2 separate regions of the Homo sapiens genome follow, and region 2 is linked to region 1. A link is a loop called in an ENCODE intact Hi-C map of the cell type or tissue named here. Cell type or tissue: heart left ventricle. All regions are shown on one strand. Links, peaks and the distances in the headings refer to the core of each region. The heading gives the core; the rest is flanking DNA.

Region 1 (6,940 bases), core at 638-5,637:
TTCTGGGACCAAGACATATCATCTAAAATGTTTTCTGACCCTCTGATCTCAGAGTTGTACCTGCCGTTTTGAGTGTGTTTGTGTGGCATGGGGGTTGGGGTTGGGAAATATATAGCATTTGCCATCTGCTAGAGGAGCAAAGATTTGCAGAGTGGAAAAGAGGAGGTGCGAGGAGGTAGAACTGCAGAAACTTGCTTCCCCAGAAGTTCATGTATAGGAAAGCCAAGTTAATGCCACATATTTGGAAAAGGTGATCCCCTATGTATAGTTTTCTCTGATAGGTTTTTTAAAAACCCAGACAAAGTGGAAATGTCTGACTATGAAAACTTGGTGATCTCTACAATATAAGGATTTCACTTCCCTTTGAGGAGGAAGGGAATGATTTTATAACCTCAGACTTCTCTGACTTAACAAATAGGGACTTAGTATCAAATATGTCTGGTAAATGCTGATGTTCTACCTCTCTAATGCCCATAGGAATATGGAAAGAGAAATTCTGCTGTGAGAAATTCATAGAACTACCTGGCAGAAAAGGAAGGGTGATATTGCCTCCCAGGGAACATTTGGCAACGTCTGAAGATATTTTTCACTGTCACAACCGAGGGGGTATGCTATTGGCATCCAGTAGGTAGAGGTCAAGGATGCTGATAAGCATCTACAATGTCCCAAACAGTCCCTACAACAAAAAATTATCTGGCCCCAAATATGAATAGTGCCAAGGTTGGGAAACCCTTCTTCATACCTATTCACAATCCATGGAACACTTTATGTACTGCTGTCTTAGTCCCTAATCAGAAATTATCAGGTAAAATGCTCACTAGAATTAATCCTACTTCCAGAAGAGTTCTCAAAAGAGAAACCTATATACTCAACTCTGATGCTCAAGTCTGACCAATCCCTAGATACTGCTGACCTATTCATATATTCATATTCTATCACTGATATGGGAAGCTCTGTTTGAAACATAAACTTAAAAAGGAATCTCTATATATGAACTATCAGTGCTATCAGACAATGCTAACATTATGAACATGATGAGGATATAACCCTTGTTTTCTTAGAAATGCCCACCCACATTTATGCTGTTTTTAGTTTATTACTCTTGTCAAAGTTGCCATGCAGAATGTCTGTTGGTCAGTTGGGCACATCTGCACACATTTACAATATCTGCCACCTCTTTTAACCCTCAACCCCGCCCCACAAAATGAGTGATGGTGCTTGTTGATTTGCAGATTCACAGTCTGGTGAGACAAGTTTGAGATCTCATATTTTCAGCTCATCCTTGAAAACCTTTCTTCGATTTGACTGACCTTGATGGCTCCCTGGAATCTCACCTACATTTTATGGGAAATTCAACTCTCCAGAGAGAAGAGCTTTCAGATAGCTGCGGGACTTGCAACTGTGACTTTCAGCTTTCGCTTTTGAATGAGGCTCCAAATGTCTCAATGGTGGCACTATTTCCAGATTTGGGGTAAGCCAATTCTTTGTTGTTGGGGTTGTGCTGTGCATTGTAGACTATTAAGCAGCATTCCTGGCCTCTACCCACTAGATGCCCATAGCACCTGCATCCCCATTGTAACAACCAAAACTGTCTCCAGACATTGCCAAATGTCCACCGCAGGCTAAAATCACCTCCCAATTGAGAACTATTGAATTATACTAAGGTTCTCAGAAAGTCCTTCAGCAAGTTCTCAAAACTGAATTGATTCAAATTGACTTGGTGAGGTCAGGGCACACAGAGATTCTTTGTTGATGGGAGTTGTAAAGGGCCTGCTGAACATCCGCTCAATGAAGTCAGGGGCTCCAGCTAAAAGGGTTAGGAAGCCCCCATCTATAGAAAACGTGCCGTGTACAACGTGAAATCAATTCCCATGCACAACAATGAAGATCCCAATTACAATGAACAAACACGTTCTTCTGAACAGAACTTCCTCCCTGACATTATGTCCATGACCCTGCACCCTGCGGGGGGCTCGGATATGTTACGTCTGATTCAAAGACAACCAAAAAGAAGGAAATAATGATTTCACCAAGAAAGGACACATACCAAGGCAGGAATAGGTAAGTGGGCTAGGTGGGGCTTTTATTAATCTCAAGGAAAACAAACAGCACACATTTTTGGGAAAATGCTTTCATTTTCAAAGGAATCTGGATGTGGACTGGATAGCAGTCGATTAAGAAAAGGCAGAGTCTGCATATGGCCAGATATTTACTGGAATTTACTAGGAAGAGATGCAATAAAAGTCTAGATTCCCCTGGGAAAAGGGAAGCAAAAAAAATGCACCATTCTCAGAGGCCTTTCAGTTTAGCTGCATGGGTGGGATGGGGAGGAGGGAGGAGGAGAGAAGGCTTAGGAAAGAGAAAATCATGGGAAAAGGCCAATAAAAAAGTAGGAAAGATTCTGTTTCTGCTGAGCTCTGCCACACCCCACTCCCTTTTTTATCACATTACAGTGCAAATCTCAGATTAAAAACAGCTTCCTAGAATGTGTCAGAATTTTTAAAGTTGTGAAATAAATCCAGATCTACTCTTTACTTCCTTGTGAAGGAAAAAACACACTCTGAATACATTTGTTTCTTTAAGAAATTTTATAAAGTAACTTATTTTGAAAATTTTCCAACTTATAGAAAGATTGCAAGAACATCATAAAGATCTCCCTTATCCCCTCATCCTGAGTCCCCAATTGCCAACATTTCACCACATTTGCTCCCCCCATCTCTCTCTCTATATGCTATTATTATTTTGTCTTTCCCTGAAAAATTTGAGAGTAATTTAGAGACATAACATCCCATCATCTCTAAAACTCTTTTTTCCTCAAATCAAGGACACTCTTTTATGTAAATACCGTACAACTCTCTAAGTCAGGATATCATCATTATTAATACAACAGCACTAAATAATCCTATGCCTTTCTTTTTAATGATTCCCTTCTACCAGTTAGCTCTTTACTTCCATATTTCTGGGCTAATGTAATAAGGAGTTCAGCACCTGAGTAGCTGAGCTCATTCATTCATTTCAACATTGTTTATAGTATGCCTAGTTTGAGAGAGGCACCCAGTTTGAACTGTGGGTTTCATTAGGCAGAAGGAAATTCAGGTATGGGGCAATTAAATAAATGATTGGGGAAACAGGTTTTTCACTTAAAATGTGTTGGCTCTGTCTATATTTCTTCCTCTGTCCTAGCTAAGAAAAAGGAAGCAAACACAGTCTGCTTTTTCCCTGTTGTATTTCCCTCTGTTCATCTTACCAAGTTCCCAAGCGTAACTGTTTTATTATTCACCTGCCACATGGACTAAGGAATACAGAGGTAGTTGTGAGAATGAGGGGTGATGAGAGGAAGAGGATGCAAGAACAGGGTTCAAGGTGGTTGACTGTCTTACCAATGGGAATGAATAAGACAGCTTTGCTAAAAGAAGAGTTCAGCTCCTATAGCTTAATTTTAGCTCAATAAATAGTTTGGAAGACGTTCCAATGCATTGAATATGCTTTATTTCAACCAGAGAGTTACGGTGAGATCACATTTTAGTAAATTTTACCATTTTTCATAATTCACTTGTAAGTGCTACAGCATCTTACCTTCTGCAAGGAACCTCATCACCATGAACAGATGTAAAGTCACCTGACTGGCTCTAATAAAATCTATCATCCTGACTATCTATATATCTACTAAATAAAGAAAATACCTCAAGTTATTCCATTTCTACTAAAAATGCCAGAGATAGCACCCAATATGTGCTTAATACTGGTTGCTTTTTTCTTAAAATCTTCTGAAAACCCCAAATCTTGCTCTTTTACTTGGTTTGAGACAATTTTCTTATATTCATTCCTGATTTTCTTTGCTTATCCCCTAAGCAAAACTTGTAAATGGCTCAATTAGCTTCAGAACATTTCAAATATTAATAGTTACACTCTGGGATAACATAAAATCCTACATTGTAGACATACCCTTTCCACTCATGTTACATTTTACCATTTCATCAACTAAACAATGAGATGAGGGGATTATATCTTGGCTTAAACCACTAGCTTAAAATTCAGAAAATCCTAAATTCAAATCCTGGTTCAGCCACTTCCCAGCAGTGAGACCTAGAGACCACTACTGAGCAGTGAGATCAACTAAGCAACTTCTCTGATGGTGCTGACTTCATCATGTAGAGAGGATTAAGTTAGACAAACGTGGGTGAATTGTTTAGCATAATTCTGAGCACAAAGTAAATGTTCCAAAATGTAAGTGGTTGTTATAATAAAAAAAAAATCAAAGTCCTCCCTATAATTATGGGAGGAAACACATTGTGTGACAAATTAAGTGGGGAAAAAAATCTGCTCCTTTGTGGATAACTGAAGCTATCAATTCATTCACTGTCTGAGATATTTCAGAAGAAAATGGCTTAGGGAGAATCATTTGAACTATTTCTCATTTTAGTGCATAGTCAACCTGAGAGTGAGCATAGTAGATTAATCAGTGCTTCTAAAAACAGACCATCTGTCAGATTATAATTTAATTCAGGATGTTGCCCTAAACGGGGGGAAAACACTCTATCTGGCCACTGAGGAAGAGAACTGATGGCAATTATCAGTCAATTTGCAGTCAATGTTGTTGCATAAGTTTAAATTTCTTGGGGCCCTCAGTATAGAGTAAAAATGTAAATGAATAAGAGGTTTTTTTCTTTTTGACACTGTAGACATTAAGTTTTGCAAAATTAAATGACTACATTTACAGTCATGGAGGAGAGACATTGCCTCAACTCGGTTTCTTCTGATGTGTCTTTGAAACAGAGCCCTGCAAAGCTAATCTGCTCAACCTTCACCTACTGGGTTCAATGAATATGAAAAGCTGCCTTCCTGAAACTTTTCCTTCAAAGAGGGAATGATCTCCTGGAATTCAAGCTTCTACAAGGTGGCTACCTGGTGTTTTCCACTTTTGCCGTCTCCTAAAAAGCATCATTCAAGCCTTGCCCTTTCAACCCACTGAACACATAAACATGCTTTCTCCTTAACTGAACTTATGGCCACGATGAACTTGAACTCTGAGATTCACAGAGGAGAGTTTGTTTTAACAGCTGCTTTTACAATGAAGCCCTGGAGTTACTACTCTCAAGACCCCTGGTTCTGATAGGCCATCTTTTCACTGTCCTCTGCATTTTCTAATGCCCAGCTGTCAAGGAACACCCACTGAAGTTTTCCAAAACAAAGGCACGAAACACAAGAAAGGCAAGAGAATGCTAATCACCAGATGCATGGGCATCCTATGGGGGAACCCCTTACATGTGGAATACGGTTTTTCTCCCCAATTTATTTTTATAAATTTATTGATTTCTTTGCTAGTTTGTTATTAATTGTTAGAGATGTCCTGTTGCCTGAGGTTGCCCTGTCCGATATGGTAGCCACCAGCGACAGGTAGCTATTTAGAGTAATTTAAAAATTACATTAAAAATGCAGTTTCCTTGTCACTTAACCATGTTTCAAGTGCTCAGTATTAACCACATGTGACTAGTGGCTTCCATAAAGGAAGGCAAAAATAGAGAACATTTACATCGCTGCAGAAAGCTACTAGATTTTTTTGGCCAAGGCATAAGCTCTTTCTCATAAGAGAAAGGGGATGCAGATCTTGCTAAGAGTGATGGATTTCTGGGTTCAGCCTACATGAGTCATCTTCCATACTACCCCTGGACATGCTTTCCTTGGCTGCCAATTTTCTATTTTATAAATTTCAGGAAAGAGAGATTATGGTTGTTAAAACCATTCATGACAATGATCCCACTTTAGAGAAAACAACAGCAACAAGCAAAGAAGATGGTGTGGAGATCCGCACATTCCACATCTTTTAATTGGTACCCATTAAATAACAAAGGGAAAAAGTACCCTCAGACCACAACTCTCCACCTTGTGTGGAGGCCAAGGACCCAGCAGGGAGAAGGCAGAAGATTAGGTTCTCCACTCATCCTGGCTCTCAGACCACTGAACTCACATTTGGGTTCTAATGGAATGGTGATTGGAAGCATATTCTCCAATAGGAGGTTTTTAAAAGTTCTGTGCCATCAGCCAGGCAGCATCTGTCATTTAAAATGACTGGCCAGTTGCACGTTTAAAAGCAAAGATAAAATTGCTAATTTATACTTACTGAATAAACATCAGCAGTATCCATGAAGGTACCTACCCTAATAGCAAGTTGTATTTTTATTTTTATGGTGGTGGCGAAGCTGCCAGGAAAACCAAAGCATCAGTTCTTTAATTACATTTGTTTAGTATTGATTTAATACTAAAATTTCTCTTGCTCCCTTAGAACAAAGAGCTCTAACTTGTACACTGCTGTATCCTTAGCACCTGGAACAGTCCCTGGCCTACAATAGGCACTTAGAAAGTATTTGTTAAAAATTGATTTTTTTTTTTTAAAGAAACAACCCAGAGTTTTTTTATTCTGCCCCAACCCCCAACCCCTGGCATTAAAATAAATCTTCCTCAACTGCCATCACTAATCGCCAGGATTCCCTCCTAGCCAATTATGCTTGGACTCAACCTCTACCTCCCACTCCACATTCCAAAGTTTCTATTTCTTTCCATTCCAGAAGGGCAACTCCACAACAGGAGTGAGGGAGAGGACCTGGACTCCTCCTCAGAGTCCAATAACACTCCTAACCCTGCTCCCCCAACCTGTGGACTTTTTAAATCCATGAAAATAGAACCTGTCAAGCTACCACAAAATAGCATCAGAAGGCAGGATCAGTCTTTCATAGGCATACAATCTCTGTAAATACTGAAAAAAGATTATTAAAAGCCTGCTAAGTTTTGTCTCCAGTGAAATAGATGCAGGCAAGTATTTTGATTGTTCTGAACACATTAGAGATGAGTGCTACACAGAACTAAGGTAAACTTTGTAAATTCGTATGTCATAACACTTTGTTCCACAAAAAACTATCTTATTTTTTATACTCCATACTGA
Region 2 (6,940 bases), core at 599-5,598, 67 kb after region 1:
ATTTCCATGGAATACTATTGTACTTCTCAATTCACCAGGCAATCTCTGAAGACACTCCCAGCAAAAGAAACACACATACGCCACCCCAAAGAGACAGAATGGGCCACCCCATAGAAACACAGCTCTGCTCATCTGTAACCGGATAACTGCTAGATGTTATCACTGGCCCAAACATCCACAACACATGCAGCAAAACTATCACACAGCCACCCCAGCTGAGGCCCCACCAGAAATGATTTCAAGCCCCAGGTGGTCACAGGATGCTACCTTGACAAGCTAAAACACAGAAACATGTTTGTCTCATGAATTAGCTCTTCTGAATCTAGAAGAGTCCCTATAATTTAGGTCACCTGGACAAGTCGAAGGGCATTAAAGGCAACAAGGAGAGAAAAAAGCTGAGCTCTGTAATTCCCAACTCCGTAACCTTGCTGCCTCTGAGCCTCACTTTCACTTGTAAAATGAAAGTGATGATGGCATCTTCCTTTTGGACTGTCACGAGGATGAAATGAGAAAGTGCAGGTAAAGCACTATTTAACACTGAGCAGCAGTACTGTTGTGTCATCCTCATAATTATTATGATCACTAATATGCAATTTTACTCTCAGCTTTTCCTTGGGTAGTTTATAGTCGAGTTAGAATGCAATGGAAAACTATGAATAAAAAGAAGTGCAGAATCAGTAGATGAGGGCAGAAGTGGCCCTCCTACACTTACCATATATGGGCACACCTGAGAACCTGGTCCAAAAATCAATTCACATTGTTTATTCACGTTGTAAAGGATGCCTGGCAGTTGGACAGGCAAAGGGTAGGGTCTGGATTCAGGTTCGTTAAGCAAACACTCGCCATAACCAGTGCTACGGAAACACACAGAAACACACAGATGGTGAGAACGGTGGCTGTCAAGGTCTCCCCCAGGTAACAGTAAAGGCCACCCCACCATTGTAATGGTAGAGAGGACAGTTACTTTTTAACATGTGCTTTATTCTTTACATCCAAGATTAAATCCAGATGCTGAAGTTACATTTTTGCTGTTTACTTTGTAGAACCACATGCAATGAATACAACATAGCCAGTAGGAAATATACACCTGTTACAACGTTGATCACACTTCACAGCAATTATCTGTTTATGTTTGACTATCTTTCCCAATAGACTGTAAGCTTTCTAAGGGCAAAGATAGTGTCTTTTTCATCAAAGCACAGGGCCCTGTCCATGACAACAGGTGATTAGTAAATGTTTGCTGAAGGGATGCGTGAGCGAATCAATGACTCATAGAAAGAAAACACCTTACACCATCTGGTTAAAAAGAACAACAGCAACCCTCTGGTTCTTTCCGTTTTCAGCAAACACCTCTCCCGGAAAATTCACACCCGTTGAGTTCTGATTGATAAAGCCTCCTCTTCCCCGTGGTTGCAGAAATATACACCCAGTGACTCTGGGACAATCACTTAACCTTTCATACTTCTGAGCGAGAAGAGCAATAAATCTGTGACACAGGGGCATTGTATAATGTAATTGGATCTTTGAGCAGCCTAGCAGGAAGCTTAAAAAACAAAACAAGAAAAGAAAGGAAATGGGAAAAAAGAGAAAAGGGAGAGGGAAGAGGGGGAGAGGAAGAGTGACGCAGAGAGAGAATGTCCTCAACTCAACAATGTGGGAGCTGCTGTAATTTCCACTCATCCACGGAATCTGCTTTGGGATCATCTCACTACCCCACCCCTTTTCAGGCCCAAATTACTAAATTAGAAGTGCATAAATACCTGTGGCCTTCATTAAGAAATCACATTCATAGTCCCTCTCCCAATGTCTGAACAAATCTCAAAACTTTACCCAAAATGAAGCAACATTTCCACATCCTCTTTAAGACTCCAACCTTTTCTTTAGCTCAGTCTGTAATCTTCTAAACTCTGTCAAGGATATGAACTACACAGATGTCAGAGAGCTTTTTTTTTTTTTTTTTGCCTTCTCCAAGGAATGTCAACAAAAATAACTCAAAAGGAATGTTTGACTTCATATTGTCTTTCCCACAATTAGTTCACTACATGTAGGCCAGGCACTAGAAGTTTGTGCTAAAAGAATGTTCAAGTCTTACTCTAAAAACTCAGTGATATATTTTCGACTACACTTTGACCACATCCAGGGGTTGGTGTAGAAGTTCAGTGTTGGAGCCATGACATGCTGGGGACTCTTAACTCCTTCTTCTTTACATTTGTTGTTGTCATCATGAGGCATGTTAAACCTAAAGCCAATGAGACAATGATGAGAATGTCAATAAACACCAAGGGATCATGCTGTTCTAATTGCTTCAGGAATGCAACTATCTAAGAGAAAAAAATTTAACTTCATTTTGGATAAGAACCTGAACCCTGGTAAGCAGAATAAAATGTAAGACAATTCAAGATAGAGTGTAGATTAAAACATAATTCTCACCCAACTTAATACGAAGTGTAAAGGCATAAAATGTATTTTAAAAGATGCAGGCTGGCCCATGTATTTGGTTTAAGTGTACTTTTAGGAATTGCAGAGGCTCTGAATATGCTGTAGTTGGTGCTAGAATACAGTAGTTGGAATTCCTAATAAGCTGTTAAAGGGCAATTTATAGAGTCAAGAATTTGGCAGCTTATGATAACGTGAATATAAAGAGTCAGGGAAGTGTCAAAAACTGAAGCCAAGAGCTTTCTAATAAGAGGCTCACTATGGGTCTTGGCATCTTCCCCTTTTTGGATCAGGGTGACAAATTATATACCTGCGTAGGTATATCATTCTAAAGGCATGCAAAGTTTGTGCACAATAAAACCCATGAAAGGTAGTGGTATGCATGGAAACCAGAAGCATGCCAATTCTACTGGCATAACTCAGAGATGGCAAATAGTTTCATGCTTCATGCCAGCACCAATTGATTGGTACTGGCTTCCTGAAAAGCCAGGCACAAAAGGGTTCTTAAATTAATCCAGGTTCCGCCTGTGAGAAGGCTATGAAGGATTGCCAACGTCCTTATGGGCCTGGAAGGGAATGCAGCAGCATGAACACATATTTGCCATTCTTGGCTTAGCCAGCAGGAGTGGAAAAAAAATAGGAAGTATTTCCTAAATCCAGAAACACCAATTCTGTGACCCACATGCCATTCTCAGCTCAGGCAATTATCTACTGGGTGACAACCTCAGAAGGGTCACCTTCCCTCTCTCTGGATGACTATCCCCAATGCATGTAATTAATTTAGCATTGAGAGAGAAATTCCCTTCACTAGTTCATCTTGATTACAGAAATAAGTGAGTCAGACAGAAGCACATAGACTTGCATCATATAAAAGTTGGAATAAAAGCCTATGGAGTCTATTCCATTAATTTATCACATTTTCCCTTTTTCTTTAAAGTTTATGCCTCTTAATACTTGCCAATAGAGACAGAAAAACTCGATCTTAGTTGAACTTAGAAATAGTTCTTAAAACATGAGACTCCTATGCTTAAGAATCTATTTTCTTAAAAGAACGAATGCCTTGGTTTCCAGTTCCCTGATGCATAATCAATGCAATACCTGCATCAACAAACTTAAAACAAGCAAGGCATTCAAATCTTAGTGGTTTCTTTATAGTGGTGTTTATTTCCCATCCCCAGATGAGGTTTATTCCCCACTCCCACAATTACTTGATAAAGTCAAGTTTATTACCTCATGTAAATAAGCTGAAAATTTATTTTCATTCAAATGTTACTCACATTTGCTCACTGCAGGAGTTAAATAATAATAAATGCTTATTGGACGCTTACGAACGATAATAACCACAACTTTTCAGCATTCACAATGCACCAGAAAATGTGCTAAATGCTTTAGATGCCTTATTTCATTTAATCACTTATTTTACCCAATGAATAGTACAGGTTGAACATCCCTAATCTCAAAACCCCAAATCCAAAATCCTCCAAGACCCAAAACTTTTTGAGTGCTAACCTGACACCAGTGGAAAATTCCACACATAAATGTGTAACACAAACTTTGTTTCATGCATAAAATTATTTAAAAATATCATATAAAATTACCTCTAGGCTATGTGCATAAGGTATACATGAAACATAAATTCCTTGCTTAAACTTGAGTCCCATCCCCAAGATATCTCATTATGGATATGCAAATATTGCAAAAATCTGAGACAATCCAAAATCCAAAACACTTCTGGTCCCAAGCATTTGGGTAAGGAATTCTACACCTGTACTGTTATTATCTGCATTTTGCAGATGAGAAAACTGAGCCACAGAGAGCTTTAATTACTTGATCAAGTCCCACCGCCACTAAGCTGGGGAAGCTGGAATGGGAATTCTCTTCAAGGCTTCCTTGAGTTTCACAAAAGTGCCTCAGAAACCACGAGGATAGAGACGATGCTGACTAAGCAGGTTGGGCCTGCCACAAATGCTTAATGGAAAGCCAGACCTCTTTTATGTTCTAAATATGAGGCATTTGACTGTATTTCCTCTGGAGAAAAGAAAAGGGGTGTGCTCTTAATATATGTTTGAAAGGTACTAGTTTAAAAATATACCTGTTATATATTGAGCTAAATTGGAGACACCTGTGTATATGCATCTCCCTCTGTGCCTCGTACACTACACTGCACATAGGGGACCTTAAATGTATGAATGAAAATCTTGTTTAATAAATGATGTTAGCTCTAAGTAAAGTTACCATCTGCCACACAAATTGATCTATTAATATCCTTTCAGAAAATTATTTCGAAATAGATAGTATAAGTAATTTAATCATCCTAGAAAGAAAATAATGCAGATCAAAACTCAGAATAATTTCTAGTCAATTTGCAGTGTTTTGCCCCATGTTCTAACCGTGCTCTATCTCTAAAAAACAAAAGGGAAAGGCCATTTCATAACGGCCACTTAGTGACCATAATTAGGAAATGATTCCTTCTTTCTATCTTTGTTCATTCTCTTTCCTGAAAAAAGGGATACTACTGTTCCCAGTGCTAAATATCAGAATTAGAGCAGTGTATAACTAGAATCGGGAATGGTCTGGATTTGTAAAAATCTTGGGGGCCACAGTAATGGTGGGGGACCCTCCTAGACAAAGGTGTTAAATCAGGAAAGTTCTCTAGGCTAATATATCCTCTGCTTCAGTAGAAGGAATGGAAAGACCCCATTTCTCCAGTTCCCAGTAGGAAGGGAGAATATTAGACCTTGTGTATTAAACTTGAGCAGTTAAACTGAAGATACACACAAGCTATGACTAAAGAGAGTGCACTGCATTTACTCAACTTTTGGAAGTCAAAGTCATTTCACCTAATTAGGTTCAAAGCTCTTCAACCCTGCAACTCTACTATGACTCGGGAAGTCTCTTACACACTCGAAAGTCAAGTAAATGCTCACTGATGCGAAGGAATAAAAGGTTTAGGTCACTCCAAATTAAATGAAATTACTGAAAGGTAACTCACACATGGCCCAGCTCATGGGCGATCGTAAAAGCTGTACTCAATCCACTATCTTCACTAATAGAACAGCTTCTATAGGGATCACAAATGGTTCCCAGTTCAGCCAGGCCTATTAGAAGGAAAAAAACCAACAAGGATTTACTCTAAAAAGCAACTGTGGCTTGAAATACAAACATGTAGTAAAACGGTTTTAGCCATAGAAGATACGCACAGAGAACTCACCTAAGGTATCACATTTGTCGTGAGCTCTGCAGATATCCTGTCTGAAAGCAAAGCAGACTTAGGCCTTGATGACATCAAAGAGTAAATGTCAATACAAGTAAATACTTTAGGGTCGTCTAGGCATTCACAACAGTACACACTTTGGGGTGGGGGTTAAAAAAAGCAAATTCATAAGACCAGAGTTTCAAAACTCAAAAAATTTTTGGAATTGTTGATTTAAGAATTATAAACTACTACATTAAGAAGTTTTCTTCTGTGGTCAGGGCGGTCACAGAGCAGTAAGAAATCTCTCCAACCAGGATTTTCCCAATACCCTGGGGTAAATGATTCCAGTTTCGTAAAGACTCTTTGAGAACATTCCTGAGAAGGTGCAAGATACCTTTGTTTTACTTTCATTTAAGAGGACGTGCTCATGACCACAATTGAGATGGCAGGAGGTGGGAGGCACAATTAAGCCAGCACGCGTCTTTGTTGCTACAGTGTTTTAACATTTTGAGATAGTAGCTACCATAGAAAACTTGGGAGGTTTCACATTTTTAAAAAATTCATTTTTCTGGCTTTTGCAAAATCACAAAAGCTGGCAACACTGAACTCATATACTACATGGCAACGCCAGGTCCATCTGAACAGCAGCTGCCCTTGCCTGTTATATAAGGCATGTATTTTCAGGTCTGCCTAACACATTTATTCCTCACTTGGTATCTATAGGTTCGTGGTTCTCAACCAAGGTGATTCTGCCCTCCCCACGGGGGGCAGTGGCAATGTCTGGAGACATTGCTGGTTGTCACACCTGAGGGGAGGGAGTACTACTAATACGTAGTGAGCAGAGGCCAGGGATGCTGTTAAACATCTTGCAATGCACAGAAGGAATTGTCCAGCCCAAAATGTCAACAGTGCCTAAGCTGAGAAACCCTCCACTAGCAGCTGACTATTAGGAATGCATGACCACATCCCATCAACTTGACCTGAGACTGAAAGATCTGAGGAATAAGAAATCCATATACCTTGTTAAGAGAACAGCAGTATCATGATGGATTCCACCTGGACTGTTCTTCGAATGCTGCCACTGGCAAAAGTTTTTTAATGTTGTCTGAGCATTAAAAGATATGGAAGGCCCATCCTAAATACAGAGAAGAATTATGGTTAATCTGTTGTACCGATCCCAATTAGATATGCCATTTCGGATACAGATAGAAGAAAAAAGAAAAAAACTTTATTACCTGTTCATTATGAATCACAATTAAGTTCACAATAACAATATTAATTAAATTTCCAATACTTGGGTCTTTATAG

The links. Peaks named below come from ENCODE experiments on the same cell type or tissue, not always from the same donor. Only the 100,000 strongest peaks of a DNase experiment are listed, where the experiment ranks them.
Region 2: a loop joins it to region 1, with 1.9 times the contacts of the local background. A loop is called at or near these places in 1 of 110 quality-filtered maps.

Annotation. Positions count from the first base shown.
Region 1 is chr3:64,582,041-64,588,980 of GRCh38, forward strand. All of the region lies in intron 28 of ADAMTS9 (ADAM metallopeptidase with thrombospondin type 1 motif 9), which reads right to left. ADAMTS9-AS1 (ADAMTS9 antisense RNA 1) reads left to right here. Exons shown (of 2, transcript NR_110151.1): 2 at 4,777-6,940. Among named protein-coding and RNA genes, the nearest start is that of ADAMTS9-AS1, 24 kb to the left of the region's middle. In heart left ventricle, for the core only: no CTCF peak of the experiment used is centred there; no DNase peak of the experiment used is centred there.
Region 2 is chr3:64,648,925-64,655,864 of GRCh38, forward strand. It overlaps ADAMTS9 (ADAM metallopeptidase with thrombospondin type 1 motif 9), which reads right to left. Exons shown (of 40, transcript NM_182920.2): 5 at 6,868-6,940; 6 at 6,652-6,767; 7 at 5,648-5,688; 8 at 5,429-5,534; 9 at 2,093-2,239; 10 at 713-854. Among named protein-coding and RNA genes, the nearest start is that of ADAMTS9-AS2, 32 kb to the right of the region's middle. In heart left ventricle, for the core only: a CTCF peak has its summit at 2,539; no DNase peak of the experiment used is centred there; H3K27ac peaks cover 1,525 bases.